Regions from separate parts of the Homo sapiens genome. Here region 1 is linked to region 2. A link is a loop called in an ENCODE intact Hi-C map of the cell type or tissue named here. Cell type or tissue: B cell. All regions are shown on one strand.

The links. A loop is a pair of places that touch in the nucleus more often than their neighbours do. Peaks named below come from ENCODE experiments on the same cell type or tissue, not always from the same donor. Only the 100,000 strongest peaks of a DNase experiment are listed, where the experiment ranks them.
Region 1: a loop joins it to region 2, with 24 times the contacts of the local background. A loop is called at or near these places in 6 of 110 quality-filtered maps.

The regions. Positions count from the first base shown.
Region 1 is chr20:33,715,907-33,723,906 of GRCh38, reverse strand. PXMP4 (peroxisomal membrane protein 4) reads left to right here and starts at 3,597. Exons shown (of 4, transcript NM_007238.5): 1 at 3,597-3,812. The coding sequence starts at 3,700. RefSeq lists an enhancer at 4,001-4,050. In B cell, no CTCF peak of the experiment used is centred here; a DNase peak (open chromatin) is centred at 3,516; H3K4me3 peaks cover 1,558 bases; H3K27ac peaks cover 869 bases.
Region 2 is chr20:33,551,927-33,559,926 of GRCh38, reverse strand. All of the region lies in intron 1 of CBFA2T2 (CBFA2/RUNX1 partner transcriptional co-repressor 2), which reads right to left. Among named protein-coding and RNA genes, the nearest start is that of CBFA2T2, 66 kb to the right of the region's middle. RefSeq lists enhancers at 2,187-2,842, 4,588-4,747. In B cell, no CTCF peak of the experiment used is centred here; DNase peaks (open chromatin) are centred at 4,766 and 7,084; H3K4me3 peaks cover 1,200 bases; H3K27ac peaks cover 3,885 bases.

The DNA of each region.
Region 1 (8,000 bases), 160 kb before region 2:
TCGAACTCCCGACCTCAGGTGATCCACCTGCCTCAGCCTCCCAAAGTGCTGGGATTACAGGCGCGAGCCACTGTGCCCGGCCTGTATTTCCTTTTTGCCAAGGGTTTGGAGAGCACATCTACTCGGTTATCATCTCAAACCAGGTTCCCAGTTCATAGCTTGAGCTTTCTTGATCTATTATATCAGGCTCTACTCCCTGGGGTACAAAAAAACTCATCAATGATCACAACTTCCTAAGGAAGAGCTTTAAAAAAAAAATTCCTCTTTCCTTCTCCTTCAGCTGTTCTGCTTAGCACCAAGGCAGCCTTTTCTGTAGTTCCTAGGGGCTGGTGGTGTGGGTTGTGCAGTGGATTCATTTCACATTAGACTTGAGGGCAACACCCTTTGGGGCTCAGCTTAATGTGAGGAGATCTGCTATATGGCTCCCCACCTGGGGAGGCCCTAGATTTTCACTTGTGTCCCTCTTGCCCTGTGTGGTTGACAAGCTGAAACTTGCAGGTTTAATATTGGTAAACGCCCTCATGTCATAAGTAGCCTTGGTGCTCCAATATCCCAATCTTCCCGTTAAGCATCTGGTTACCAGCTTTCACTCCATAATTGGCCTGAGCATTCCTCATACTTTTTTTTTTTTTTTTAAGATGGACTTTCGGGCCGGGCGCGGTGGCTCACGCCTATAATCCCAGCACTTTGGGAGGCGGAGGCGGGCGGATCACGAGGTCAGGAGATCGAGACCATCCTGGCTAACATGATGAAACCCCATCTCTACTAAAAATACAAAAAATTAGCCCAGCGTGGTGGTGGGCACCTGTAGTCCCAGCTGCTCGGGAGGCTGAGGCAGGAGAATGGCGTGAACCCGGGAGGTGGAGCTTGCAGTGAGCCAAGATCGCACCACTGCATTCCAGCTTGGGCGACAGAGCGAGACTCCGTCTCAAAAAAAAAAAAAAAAAAGATGGACTTTCGCTCTGGTTGCCCAGGCTGGAGTGCAGCGGCGCGATCTCAGCTTACTGCAACCTCTGCCTCCCGGGTTCAAGCGATTCTCCTGCTTCAGCCTCCTGAGTAGCTGGGATTACAGGCACGTGCCACCACGCCCGGCTAATTTTGTATTTTTAGTAGAGACAGGATTTCTCTGTGTTGGTCAGGCTCGTCTCGAACTCCGACCCCAGGTGACCCACCCACCTCACCCTCCCAAAGTGCTGGGATTAAAGGCGTGAGCCACCGTGCCCGGCCACATTCCTCATACTTTTAAGCACTTCAGTTTGACACAGGGTCTCAGTCACCCAGGCTGGAGTCCAGTGGCGTGATCACCGCTCACCGCAGTGTTGACCTCTCCAGGCTCAGGTGATCCTCCCGCACCTGTAGTTGGGACTACAGGTGTGTGCCACCAGGCCTGGCTAATTTTTGTATTTTTAGTAGAGATGGGTTTTCGCCATGTTGCCCAGGCTGGTCTTGAACTCCTGGGCTCAAGAGATCCACCCACCTTGGCTTCCCAAAGTGCCGGGATTACAGGCGTGAGCTACCTACCGCACCTGGCAGAGCTTCAGTGTTTTTTTGTTTTTGTTTTTGTTTTTTAATTTTTTAGAGACGGGGTTTCACCATGTTGGTCAGGGGTGGTCTCGAACTCCTGGCTTCAAGTGATCCGCCCGCCTCGGCTTCCCAAAGTGCTGGGATTACAGGCATGAGCCACTGTGCCCAGCCAAGGAACTTCAGTGTTTTTAAGAGGATATTTTAATATATTATCTAACATAGTCATTATCTTCAGAGGAAGGATGAACTGAATAAAGTAGCCTACCATCACAAAAGAAAAATCCCGGACAACCCAGTTTCAGTGACAAAATAGGCCCAGCACAACTCCCTCCTTCATTGACCTCTGAAATTGTCCCCTGACACTGAGCAAATAACATCACTGGTAAATACCATATGGCCCAAGTACCAGGGGACACCCTCACAAGTCACAGCCACCACTCAGTGTGTAGCTGTTATTCAGTGACAACTCCACATAGTGACATCATATGTTAATGTCACCCATCAATGCTCTCAGAGATGACAACCCAAAACTATGTGTTGCTTAAACAAGCAAGTGTTGAGTACCCACCATGTGCCTAGTGTTGGGGTTACAGCAGAAAACAAGACAAATAAGATTTCTTCCTTCATAGAATTTACAGTTTGATAAGGGCAATGGACAATGAACACATAGTAAACAAGTCTAAAGTGTCAAAAGTTCTATAAAAAAAAAAAACACATAAGAACCAGGGTGGCCGGGCACGATGGCTCACATTTGTAATTCCAGCACTTTGGGAGGCCGAGGCGGGCGGATCACAAGGTCGGGAGTTTGGACTAGCCTGGCCAATATGGTGAAACCCCGTCTTTACTAAAAATACAAAAATTAGCCGGGCGTGGTGGCATGCACCTGTAGTCCTAGCTCCTCAGGAGGCTGAGGCAGAAGAATCCCTTGAACCTGGGAGGCAGAAGTTGAAGTGAGCTGAGATCACACTACTGCGCTCCAGCCTGGGTGATAGATCCGAGACTCAGTCTAAAAAAAAAAAAAAAAAAAAAAGAGCCAGGGTAATGAGTCAGAGTGGACAGTGCTACTTCAAATTGGATGTCTCAGAAAGTCTCTCTGATGAAGTGGCATTTGAGCTGAAACCTGAAGGATGAGAAGAAGCCCATCATGGGAAGAGCCCAGGATGGCGAATATCAAGCAGGGAACCAGCAAGTGCAAAGGCCCTGAGGTAGAAGGGTTCTTGGCCCAAGGAACAGAAAGGAGGCTGTTTGGCTGGGAAGCAGTGAGGTGGCAAGTGCTGGAACGTGGGGTCAGAGGGAGAGGCACGGACCAGATCACAGGAGGTCTTCTCTCTTGGGCCTTGGGGAGGAGTTTGGATTCTAAGAATAAGTGGACGCCGGCTGGGTTCACGCCTGTAATCCCAGCACTTTGGAAGGCCGAGGCAGGTGGATCACCTGAGGTCAGGAGAGCAGCCTGGCCAACATGGTGAAACCCCGTCTCTACTAAAAATACAAAAAAATTTGCCAGGCATGGTGGTGGGTGCCTGTAGTCCCAGCTACTCAGGAGGCTGAGGCAGGAGAACTGCTTGAACCCTGGGGGGTGGAGGTTGCAGTGAGCCGAGATCGCGCCACTGCACTCCAGCCTGGGTGACAGAGCGAGGCTGCATCTCAAAACATACATACGTACATGGAAGCCATTGAGGGGCCATGTGACTGACACTCTGGGAAGATCGCTATGGTAAAGGATATCCCAGTCAGAACTATCTCGCATAAAGATGGGGCCCTGCTCCTCCCTGTATCATCACCTGTCGCCCATCCCATCTCTAAGCAGGGCCACTCCTCATTCAGGAGCCCTCCTTCCAAGTACACGCCTCCTTCCAAACCCACTCGTGAACCCAACATGGCCCAAGGGAAAGTGCCTTCTGATTGGACAAATCGTGTGTGACCTTGGGCGGAGCCCACTGTGATTGGCTACAAGCTTTCCTTTCTCTTCCAGTCAGACAACTATTTCGATGAGTGCTATTGTCCCATGAGACAAGTACGCTCTCTGATTGGTCTTCCATGCATGAGTGACGCAGAAACAGCCTATAGACGCCACGAGTCGGCGGCGCTACCGAGGGGCTGTGGGCGCGCAGCTGGAACCTCCGGCTGTCAGTGCGCTTACAGTTCCTAACCCCGACCCTGCGCGCAGCCCGCACTATGGCAGCCCCGCCGCAGCTAAGGGCTCTGCTCGTAGTCGTCAACGCACTGCTGCGCAAGCGCCGCTACCACGCTGCGTTGGCCGTGCTTAAGGGCTTCCGGAACGGGGCTGTGTGAGTGGGGCCGTCGGGCCGGGCTGGGGCTGAGGGATGTCCTGCCTGGGGTCAGAGGCGCGAGTTCGAAGTCCGATGCCGCGGTGCTGTTTGCCCTGGAGCAGTCCTCGTGTGTCTCTAAGTCTCGGAGGTCACCATCTGTGCAATGGGAGCTGGATTTTGGCTTGCGCGCCTTCCCAGCTCTGAACTGGGGCTCCCACTGCACATTTTCTGGGTCTTCCAACCTTTGCAGCCTGGCCCTCTTGCTTTGACTCCTCCCATGCCAGCTTCTGTATCCCCTCATTTGGGTTCAGTTCACCTCACCTCTCTGTGTGCCTTTGGGCCTCAACGGCCCCATCTGCACAATGGGGAACTGGACTCTGGCCTCTAGCTGGCAGGCGGATGCCTCCTGTCTATTCTGTCCCCATGAAGCTTGCCCATGGGCTTGCATCCTGCTTCTCACTTCTCACCTGTAGGACTCCAGCGCTAAGTCCCGTTCGGCTCAGGGGGCTCCTGGGACGTGACAATGAATGTAAAAGAAGCTGCAACTATCCTGGCATCTTACCTGCAAGAGAGGTCTTGGGGTCATTGCCCTGGCTGGTGCCTAGAGGGGAGCTCAGTCTCCTTTAAACCTAGTGCATAACAGCCACCATTTATTGAGGGCCTACAGTGCCAGAACCGGGGACAAAGCAGAGAACAAACCAGAGAAAGTGGTTTGTGTCCCCCAGAATTGGCATCCTAGTGGCAACGTGGGATGGTGGGAAGGATGTGGATGCCTTGGCTTGAACCCTGGCCCCACCTACCCGTGTGATCTGGAGGAAGTCATTTAGCCTCTCTAAGCCTCAATATCTGTAAAATGGGCATGGTACTAGTACTTATACTATCAGGATTGAGTCAATATGTGTGAAATGCTTAGCACAGGCTGGCCACGGTGGCTCACACCTGTAATCCTAGCACTTTGGGAGGCCGAGGCAGGCGGATTATCTGAGGTCAGGAGTTCGAGACTAGCCTGGCCAACATGGCAAAACCCCGTTTCTACCAAAAATACAAAAATTAGCCGGGTGTAGTGTCACATGCCTGTAGTCCCGGCTACATGGGAGGCTGAGGCAGGAGAACCGCTTGAACCCAGGAGGTGGAGGTTGCAGTGAGCTGAGATTGTGCCACTGCACTCCAGCCTGGGTGACAGAGTGAAACTCCATCTCAAAAGGAAAAAAAAGAAAGTTTCATGAGGCCATAACTTTATCTATTTTGTTCCTTGGTGTATTACTAGCACCTGGTATTTAGTAGTTTCTGAAATATTTATTGAATGAATGAATAAGTGTGCAAGATCAGAATTGCCATTGTCCCCATTTTCCAGATGAAAAGGCTGTAGCTCAGAGGTAGACCCATTGCTCGTGGCCACAGCACTTGGTCACGGTTGGAGCCGGGATTCAAACCCAAGGATGCCTGGCACCAGTGCCAGGCTCTTGGCTCCCATGGACACTCAAGAGTCAGGTAGAACTGGTTCCCACTGGGTCTGGCCAAGGGCATATCCTTGATGTGCCCTGAGATAACATCAGTAACCCTTTTGCCAAGTTTTTTTTTTTTTTTTTTTTTTTTTTTTTTGAGATGGAGTGTCGCTCTGTTGCCCAGGCTGGAGTGCAGTGGCGCAATCTCGGCTCACTGCAAGCTCCGTCTCCCAGGTTCACACCATTCTCCTGCCTCAGCCTCCTGAGTAGCTGGGACTACAGGCACCCACCACCACGCCCGGCTAATTTTTTTGTATTTTTAGTAGAGACAGGGTTTCACCGTGTTAGCCAGGATGGGCTCGATCTCCTGACCTCGTGATCGGCCTGTCTCGGCCTCCCATTGTGCTGGGATTACAGGCGTGAGCCACCACACCCAGCCTTGGACACAGGTTTGATTCCAGTCTTTTGTTTTTTCAAACAAGCCTGCAGTGAACATTCATGTATATTTGGGGAGACAATAGTATGTGGCTCATGACCATTGTCTCAAGGAGGCTGTCAGGATTTTTAGACCTTGTAGCCTGGTAAGACCAGGGTTGGGTACCTGGAGAACTTAGGGATAGGGGTAGGGGTGGAGGTGTCCAATAAAGAAGAGTAAGAAAAGAAGAGACACTAATATTGATTGACCTAGGAACTTTTATATGTGCGTAACTGCCAAAAGCCATTCTGTAAAATGGAGAATACCTTTTGTTGATGGGAAAAGGGAGGTTCAGAGAGGTTAACTAATTTATCCAAGCTCACATAGCAAAACATGGCAGGGCTTTGGCCCAAATACCACTGTCTTTCTACTATTCATCTGAGTATAGTTAAAACAATGAAAGTAAACATGGTCTTGTTCACGTCATTCCTAGATCCCTAAATGAGGAGGGGAAAGGAAGGGTGGGGGAAGAGGTTTGAATCTTAAAAAGAGGCAATTATGTAACAATTATGTAACATTTAAAATATTTAATAATTTTTTTTTTTTTTTTTTTGAGACGGAGTCTCGCTCTGTCGCCCAGGCTGGAGTGCAGTGGCGCGATCTCGGCTCACTGCAAGCTCCGCCTCCCGGGTTCACGCCATTCTCCTGCCTCAGCCTCCCAAGTAGCTGGGACTACAGGCGCCCGCCACTACGCCCGGCTAATTTTTTGTATTTTTAGTAGAGACGGGGTTTCACCGTTTTAGCCGGGATGGTCTCAATCTCCTGACCTCGTGATCCGCCCGCCTCGGCCTCCCAAAGTGCTGGGATTACAGGCGTGAGCCACCGCGCCCGGCCTAAAATATTTAATAATTTTAAAAGCAGTACTTAATCATAGATAATTCTGGAAGTCTAGAAAAGTTTAAAAAGCAAGCAAAAATAAATTATATCTATTATATATTCCTCCAGTGCAGTGGGCATTGCTAATAACAGTGGCATATTTCCTTCCAGTTTTTTATTTTATTTTATTTTTGTTTTTGAGACAGAGTCTTAGTCTGCTGCCCAGGCTGGAGTACAGTGGCACGATCTTAACTCGCTGCAGCCTCTGCCTCCTGGGTTCAAGAGATTCTCCTGCCTCAGCCTCCCGAGTAGCTGGGATTACAGGTGCCTGCCACCACACCCAGCTAATTTTTGTAGTATTTTTAGTAGAGACAGGGTTTCACCATGTTGTCCAGGTTGGTCTCAAACTCCTGACCTCAAATGATCTGCCCACTTCAGCTTCCCAAAGTGCCAGCCTTTTTATAAATGCATTTTTACAAAGTTGAGGTCCTTCTTTGTATAATAGTTAGAAAGAGGTACATTTTGAATAGGTACAGTGTTACCTAACAGCTGTTTTAGGGAATCTGTTAACTTTAAGATGAGCTAAGCTGAAGACAGAACCTTCTAGAAATGACATTGTCATGGGTAAGGGGTGTTCTGGCATCGGTCAGTCAACAGTTATTTATCAAGCACATGTTATATGTCAGGTACCATGTGGGGTACTATGCTAGGGACTATGCAGATGACAAGCCAGACACATTCCCTGTCTTCACAGAGCCCACAGTCTAGCACAGGAAAGAGATCATTATAATAGAATAAATACTGAATAACCGAGTCATTAAATTGGGAAGATGAAGTGCTGGAGAGAAGTTTTGGGATCTGTGGCAATGAAAAATTGCTCAAACCTAGGCTGGAGCATCAGGAGGCCTTTGCAGAGGGCCCAGCTGAGACCGGAAGGCTGAGGGAAGGTGGCTGGGGAGGAGCACGCCAGGTAGTAGGAACTGCCAGGCCAAAGCCAGGAGCAGAGAAGAACCTGATGTGTCAGATGCAGTCCAGGAAGGACAGTGTGGCTGGAGCAGCAGAGGAGGGCCCTGGGGTGAGGTAGGAGCAGTGAGCAGGGGCCAAGGCTATAGCACTTTCAAGGCTGCAGGGAAGAGCTTGGAATTTGTTCTGTGAGTAGTGGAAAGGTGTTAGAGGATTTTAAGCTGGGAGTGATGTGATGAGATTGATGTTTTTAAAAGATGAGACTGGCTAGGACAGGCAGGATGGCTCACGCCTGTAATCCCAGCACTTTGGGAGGCCGAGGTGGGCGGATCACCTGAGGTCGGGAGTTCGAGACCAGCCTGACCAACAGGGAGAAACCTCGTCTCTACTAAAAATACAAAGTTAGCCAGGCATGGTGGCACATGCCTGTAATCCCAGCTACTCGGGAGGCTGAGGCAGGAGAATCGCTTGAACCCAGGAGGCGGAGGTTGCAGTGAGCCGAGATCA
Region 2 (8,000 bases):
AAAACTTGTCATAACAGAAAGCAATCAGGCCATCAATCACTTCTGGAGTTATGTCCCAAGGACTCAGAGAGAGTTAATGTGAAGAGGCTCCCACTAACAAAGATGGGGTAATTTGAGGAGCAATAAAAAATGACCACAATTGGCCAGGCGCAATGGCTCACGCCTGTAATCCCAGCACTTTAGGAGGCCAAGGTGGGTGGATCACAAGGTCAGGAGATCAAGACCATCCTAGCCAACACGGTGAAACCCCGCCTCTACTAAAAAATACAAAAATTAGCTGGGTGTGGTGGTGGGCGCCTGTAATCCAAGCTACTTGGGAGGCTGAGCCAGGAGAATGGCTTGAACCCAGGATGCAGAGGTTACAGTGAGCCAAGATCATGCCACTGCACTCCAGGCTGGTGACAGAGGAAGACCCTGTCTCAACAACAACAACAACAACAAAAATCACAATTGGGCCAGGAGTGGTGGATCACACCTGTAATCCCAGCACCTTGGGAGGCTGAAGTGGGCAGATCGCCTCAGGTCAGGAGTTCCAGACCAGCCTGGCCAAGATAGTGAAACTCTCTCTCTACTAAAAATACAAAAATTAGCCAGGCATGCTGGCACATGCCTATAGTTCCAGCTACTCAGGAGTCTGAGGCAGGAGAATCGCTTGAACCAGGAAGGCAGAGGTTGGAGCCAAGATTGCCCCATTGTACTCCAGCCTGGGTGACAGAGTGACACTCCATCTCAGAAAAAAAAAAAAAAAAAAAAAGAAAGGAAAAAAAGAAGCTGCAATTGATTGAAACACAATAAAATGTTTAAATCATGAGTTCATAATAATACCTATTTAAAAAAACTAATTGATTACTTATCTTTCAGAGAATACTAGAGAACCAAACTCATTCTAAAATCTGATGAATCAAGCATTTCATCTGTCTTTCCTATATGAACTGTACATCTAGTTAAACAAATAGTTGGAGAAAAGTGTTGGGTTCAATGTTCATTATTTCGATGATAGGCTAACTAGGAGCACAAACCTCACCACTATGCAATACATCCATGTAACAAAGCTGCACATGTACCCGAATCTAAAATAAAGATTCAAGAATCGCCGCCCCCCCAAACAGTTGGCGAAAAATTGATCTCTATTGAAATAATCCAACTAGTAAATGACAAAATAATATATCTGGAATATCATCATTTTGCAAATCCCTAATGAAAAAATGAATCTAATGATCACCAATTGCCACTATTATAAAACGAGAGACACCTGGAAATTAATATGCCTCCTAATGAATCATGCTTTACCCAAAAAAAAAGTAAAACAATACGATTGAGCAAATTTATAAAACATTGAGGGGACACAGGAACATGTTAATGGCAAGATGATGATGCAATTAGCAAAGTCGAGAATGTGGAAAACTTTATAGTCCAAGCAATCCAGATTCTTAAGGAAAAAAAGGGAGATGGAGGGAGTTAGGAGCAGAACCTATACATTAAAAGAGAAATAAGGGCCTGGCACAGCAGCTCACACCTATAGTCCCAGCGCCTTGGGAGATTGAGGAAGATGTCTCACTTGAGGCCAGGAGTTTTGAGACCAGCCTGGCCAACATGGTGAAGCCTCATCTCTACTAAAACCACAAAAATTAGCTGGGCAAGATGGCGCACTCCTGTAATCCCAGCTACTCTGGTGGCCGAGGCAGGAGAATCGCTTGAATTTGGGAGGCGGAGGTTGCAGTGAGCCATGATCGCACCACTGCACTCCAGCCTGAGCGAGAGTGAGACAGAGTCTCAAAAAAAAAAAAAAAGAGAGAGCGCGCCCAGGCGCAGTGGCTCACACCTGTAATCCCAGCACTTTGGAAGGCCGAGACGAGTGGATCACGAGGTCAAGAACTCAAGACCAGCCTGGCCAACATGGTGAAACCCCGTCTCTACTAAAAATTTAGCCAGGCGTAGTGGCTGGCACCTGAAATCCCAGCTACTTGGGAGGCTTAGGCAGAAGAATCACTTGAACCCAGTAGGCGGAGGTTGCGGTGAGCCGAGATCGCGCCACTGCACTTTAGCTTGGGCGACAGAGCAAGATTTTTGTCTCAAAACAGAAAAAAAAAAAAAGAGAGAGAAATAAAAGACCTAAATGTGGCTGGGCACAGTGGTTCACGCCTGTAATCCCAACACTTTGAGAGGCCAAGGTGGAAGGATCACTTGAGGCCAGGAGTTTGAGACCAGCTTGGGCAACATACCAAGATCCCATTTCTACAAAAAATTACAAAATTAGCCAGGCGTGTTGGGGCATGCCCGCAGTCCTAGCTACCTGAGAGGCTGAGGTGGGAGTATTGCTTGACACCAGGAGTTTGAGGCTGCAGTGAACTATGATCCCACCACTGCACTTCACCCTGGGTGACAGAGTGAGACCCTGTCTCTCAAAAAATATATAGACATAGAAATACACACGCAAACACACTTTCATACATACACTTCCTAGCTGTTTGCTGAGAGGTTCTAGAAGCAATGACCCCTTCTATAAATGAACACCCAGATCTTGATTTCTAAACTACATTTTCTACTAAAACCAAGGATCCTTGGAGAAATAGCTGATCTCTGGTAGGGCAGGGAAAGTAAAAGATAAGCACACAGCTGGGCGCAGTGGCTCACGCCTGTAATCCCAGCACTTTGGGAGGCCAAGGCAGGCGGATCACAAGGTCAGCAGTTCGAGACCAGCCTGGCCAACATGGTGAAAACCCGTCTCTACTAAAAATACAAAAATTAGCCAGGCGTGGTGGTAGGCACCTGTAATCCAAGCTACTTGGGAGGCTGAGGCAGAAGAATCCCTTGAACCCAGGAGGCGGAGGTTGCAGTGAGCCAAGACCATGCCATTGCACTCCAGCCGGGGCAACAGAGTGAGGCTCTGTCTCAAAAAAAAAAAAAAAAAAAAAAAAAAAAGATAAGCATGCAACACCTTGGGCAAGAAAGTAAGAGACTGCTCAAAAATGACAGGGGTATGTCAAAAGAACACTAAAGCCAGTTAGAAGGGACTACCACTGGAATTGTGCAACAATTTAAGCATCAAAATAAATAATGATAGTAATGGATTAGAGCATAATCCATATTTAATTTTTTTAACCAATCAACAAGGAAGAAAGGAAAGCATTCCTTCATTAGAATGCCAATATGTAAATGCAGAAACAATGATGGAATTAGAAAATTACCACTAGTAGGGTGCAGCTGCTCATGCTTATAATGTCAGCACTCTGGGAGGTCAAGGTGGAACAATCACTTTAGGCCAGGAGTTCAAAATCTGCTTGGGCAACATAGTGAGACCTTGTCTCTACAAAAAAAAATTAAAAATTAGAAAAAAGAAAATCACCACTAGATGCTGAGACTACTAGTGAATAGAAAACTAATGAAAAACAGGACAACTTCATCATCTCTAAATATACCCAACAAATTACTTATTAATCACAAAGAGGATAGTAATTTTTGCAGTGGAGTAACCTGGCAGACATGACCTTAATACAATGATTAACCAATCACTAATATTGAGACACACTGATTATGTGCCTCCTTAAATGAGGCATTAAGGAGAATACATCCCTTCTATAGTATTCCAGCCTGAAATTCGTAACATTAATGTAATCATAAGGTAACGGCAACGAAACCCAAACTAAGTACAGAACAACTGGTCTGTATTCAAAATTGGAATGGTCAAGAAAAGAAAAGTACCAGGAGGGGAGAAGAGGAGGCAGGCAGGCTGAAGAACTGTTTTAGAATAAGAAAAATTAAAGAGCCGCAGTGGCTCACATTTGTAATCCCAAAACTTTGGGAGGCCAAGGAAGGTGGCTTACTTAAGGTAAGGAGTTCGAGACCAGCCGGAGCAACGTAGTGAGACTCCATCTCTACAAAAAGTAAAAAAAATTAGCCAGGCATAATGGCATGTGCCTATATTCCCAAGTATTCAGGAGGCTGAGGTTGGGGGATTGCCTGAGTCCAGGAGGTCAAGGCTGCAGTGAGCCATTATTGCACCACTGCACCCTAGCCTGGGCACCAGAATGAGACCCTGTCTCTAAGAAAGAAGAAAAAAGGAAAGAGGAAAGGGGAAAGGCAAGGAAGAAAGAGACATGCCAGTTAAATTCAGTGTGTGATGACAGACTGAATTGGATTGAGGTATAAGAGCTATAAAAGACATTATTGAAATAATTTATAAAACCTGAATATAGTCTGTGAATCAGGTTAATAGTATGGTATCATTATTACATTTTCTGATTTTGATAATTGTACTGTGGTTATGTGTGGTTATGTAAGAAAATGCCTTTGATTTCAGGAAATATGCATTTAAGTATTTAGGGATAAAAGGGCATATTTCCACTTTCAGAGTGGTTCAGGAAAAAAACTGTACCTCCAAAATACACACAATGATAAAGCAATTGGAGTAAAATGTAAACAACTTATAGAAAGTTGCAAGAACTCCTAAGTATTTTACTGTATCAAAAACAAAACAAAACAAAAAACAGAAAACAAGTCCCATCCATGACAAAAAAGTGTGAAGACACTCTTGTGGGTATTAAGTGAACATGTGTGTCAGTCCATGATCTAATGATCCCATTCATGACGGTCTCTTCTTTGGTTTCTTACTCTGATGATGACAACTACATGCCATTTTAATGTTTTTTTTTTTTTAAATTGGGCAGCCATTAGGCTGAGACAGCTGGCTCCAGTGCCTAGTAAGCAAACTGAAGCCCAATGTAAACATAAAATGAAACTTAAGCTTAACCAATCAAAAACAAACCTCTAACTAGGGACTTTCCACTGGATCATATCCAAATAAGGCAAGTGCCTAGCTACAGCCAATCAAGTAATTCCTTTACTTTGCTACAGCGTTCAGCCTATAAAAGCCTGCTTCTAAAGCAGAGCTCTCTGAACTTCTTCCAGTTTTGAATGCTGCCTGAATCCTTTAATGCTCACCTAAATTCTGCTAAATGTCTGTCTAAAGTTTTTATTTAAACAATTCTGAACATTTTTAAGTTGTTATTTTTTCTTATGTAATATTCATTTTAATACCTATAATGGGTACTCTGACATTCAATCTAAATTAATAGAAAACAGAAAAATAATTCTACAAATACACTTGAGATGCAGACATCTGAGTTTGATTTATCAGATCAAATCTCTCATCTAGCACATAAAAATGATTCTAGACTTTCAAACAACGTTAAAAAAGAAAAACAGCCAGGCGCAGTGGCTCACACCTGTAACCCCAGCAATTTGGGAGGCTGAGATCACTCCACTGCACTCCAACCTGGACAACAAAAGCGAAACTCCATCTCAAAAAAAAAAAAAAAAAAAAAAAGAAAAGAAAAAGGAAAAGGAAAGAAAAGAAAAGAAAAGAAAAAAGAAAAATAGGCCGGGCGCAGTGGCTCACCCCTGTAACCCCAGCAATTTAGGAGGCTGAGGTGGGCAGATCACTTGAGGTCAGGAGTTCGAGAACAGCCTGGTCAACATGGTGAAACCCCGTCTCTACTAAAAATACAAAACCTAGCTGGGCCAGGTGGCACAAGCCTGTAATCCCACTCAGGAGACTGAGGCAGGAGAATCACTTGAACCCAGGAGGCGAAGGCTGCAGTGAGCTGAGATCATGCCTCTGCACTCCAGCTTGGGTGACAGAGCAACACTGTCTGAAAAAAAAAAAAAAAAAGAAAAAAGTAAGAAAAATAAACACTGGTGCTTATAGTGAATTTGCTTTTCATTGTAATAACTCCTTACTTGCACAGAAGTTCTGCAAACAGCAACCTGGAATGTTTCTTCATCTGTCACTTAAGAACAAAATAATATTATATGGTATTTCAAGCATCAGGTTGCAAAAATAGTCTTTTTTGAAAATGAAACGCATTGTAAAATTTCAATCTACATTTTAATCTATCCCAAAACCAAACCAATCTTTTTATTTTAACATCAATATCAAGAATCATGTTTTACTTAAATACAAATGTAAAGTTAACAAAAGCATATGCCTACTAGTAAACTGGAGAAACTAAAAATATATAATTAATATATTTAAGATTGTATTTTACATTACTTTAAGATCAGACTTTTTAAAAATCACCTCTTTAACATCTACCATACAAAAATAAAATCATTTTTCAAAAAACCCTAAGAGGGGATTTGCAAGATTGCATAACAAGGGCTTTCAAGTCCAACAAGATCAGGGGATGATGATTTATAGTAGAAGTCAGCAAACTTATAGCCTGCTTAGCGTTTTAGTAAACAAAGTTTCACTGGAAAAGGACCATGCCCATTCCTTTACATATTGTCTATCTATGGCTGCTTTCCTGCCGCATTAGCAGGGTTGGGACAGAGATCGTGTGGCCCACAAAGCCAAAAACGGTCACTATATGACCCTTTACAAAAAACTAAACTCTGGCTGGGCATGGTGGCTCACGCCTGTAATCCCAGCACTTTGGGAGGCTGAGGCTGGTAGATTACTTGAGGTCAGGAGTTCGAGACCAGCCTGACCAATATGGTGAAACCATGTCTCTACTAAAAATACACACAAAAAATTAGCCAGGCGTAGTGGCGTGCACCTGTAGTCCCAGCTACTCGGGAGGCTGAGACAGGAGAACTGCTTGAACCCGGGAGGTGGAGGCTGCAGTGAGCCAAGACTGTGCACCATTGCACTCCCGCCTGGGTAACAGAGTGAAACTCCCTCTAAAACAAAAAACATAAACTAAACTCTGATTTATAGCAACAACGTAGCTTTACAAAAAAAAGTTCTAATACTCAAACACCTACTGAGGTTACACTAAGTGCAGGAGACACAGTAAAGAAAAATAGTCTCTGCTCTCAGGGAGCTTACAGTCTATTGAGAAAAGTAATGTAATTATCATACAAACAAACATAATAATATATACTAAGTGCTATAAAGAAAAAAACCAGAACTATGAGCTTCACAGCAGGGACTAGAGTTAAGGGGTGTGCTATATAGACATAATCTCTGATGAAATGAAATTTGACAGAGGAGAAGTAGATCAGGTTAAAAAGGGGGATGGGGTGGAGATGAAGAATATTCAGAAGTATTTCAGGCAGAGGGAACAGAATAATATAGGAACCCTGAGATGGTAAAAGGTATGACTAGCAGAAAGAAGCAGGAGGAAGTCAGCATGTATGGACAGCATTAAACGTGCAGAAGGACGATGAAGTGGAGTGACAAGCAAGGGGACATTTCACACATTTGCTGGGGTGCAGGGGACAGCATAAGCCCATTTGTCTCACTTCCTAAATGTTAGATAATCTTGCAAACTCCTGTGACAACAAAGGCTATCTTATTCACTATTCTGTCTTATTCACCTTCACATCCACACGGCTTGACAGTGTTTAACAATGCTCAAAAAAATGTTTAGAATTTGAAATGTACAACTGATCAGAAAATAGTGTCTTCCTTTTTTTTACAGCAAACATTTCAAGAGACACTGATTTCCCCTTACAATTCAGCAGAAAGAGCCTGGAGTAGCTGTTTCACTGATTCAATTACTAAGCCAATTATCTAAATCCCTAAAACTCTCATCTGTCAAAAATCAGAAGACAGGACCAGGTGTCACCTGAGGTCCTCTGAAGCTTTGTTTCTTTCTATTTAGCACATGTTTAAACAGCTCAAGATCCAATTATTCTTCCATGTAGTCTCATAACATCATTGTTAAGTCAAATAACCTGAAAATGCTCTCCACAAACAAGATATTCTAATTTTCCAATTTATATGACAATGTGTAGATTCCAGTTTTATTAGTTATTAAAGACTTCATAAATGGTTGTGTATTTGCTTCACACACTGAGCATTACAAAGCTTGGAAAAAATTTTGTCAACTTAAAAAAAAAAAAAAACCAGGGAAGCAATCAAACTCAAAAGTGATCTTGAAAATTAAAACTGAACAACAATTCTGATGTTTGAGTCATCAGCCCTTATGGGACACAAGTCAGACTACAGCAGCTGTGGACCATCATTTAAAATCAAGAATTTTACGTAAGCAGAA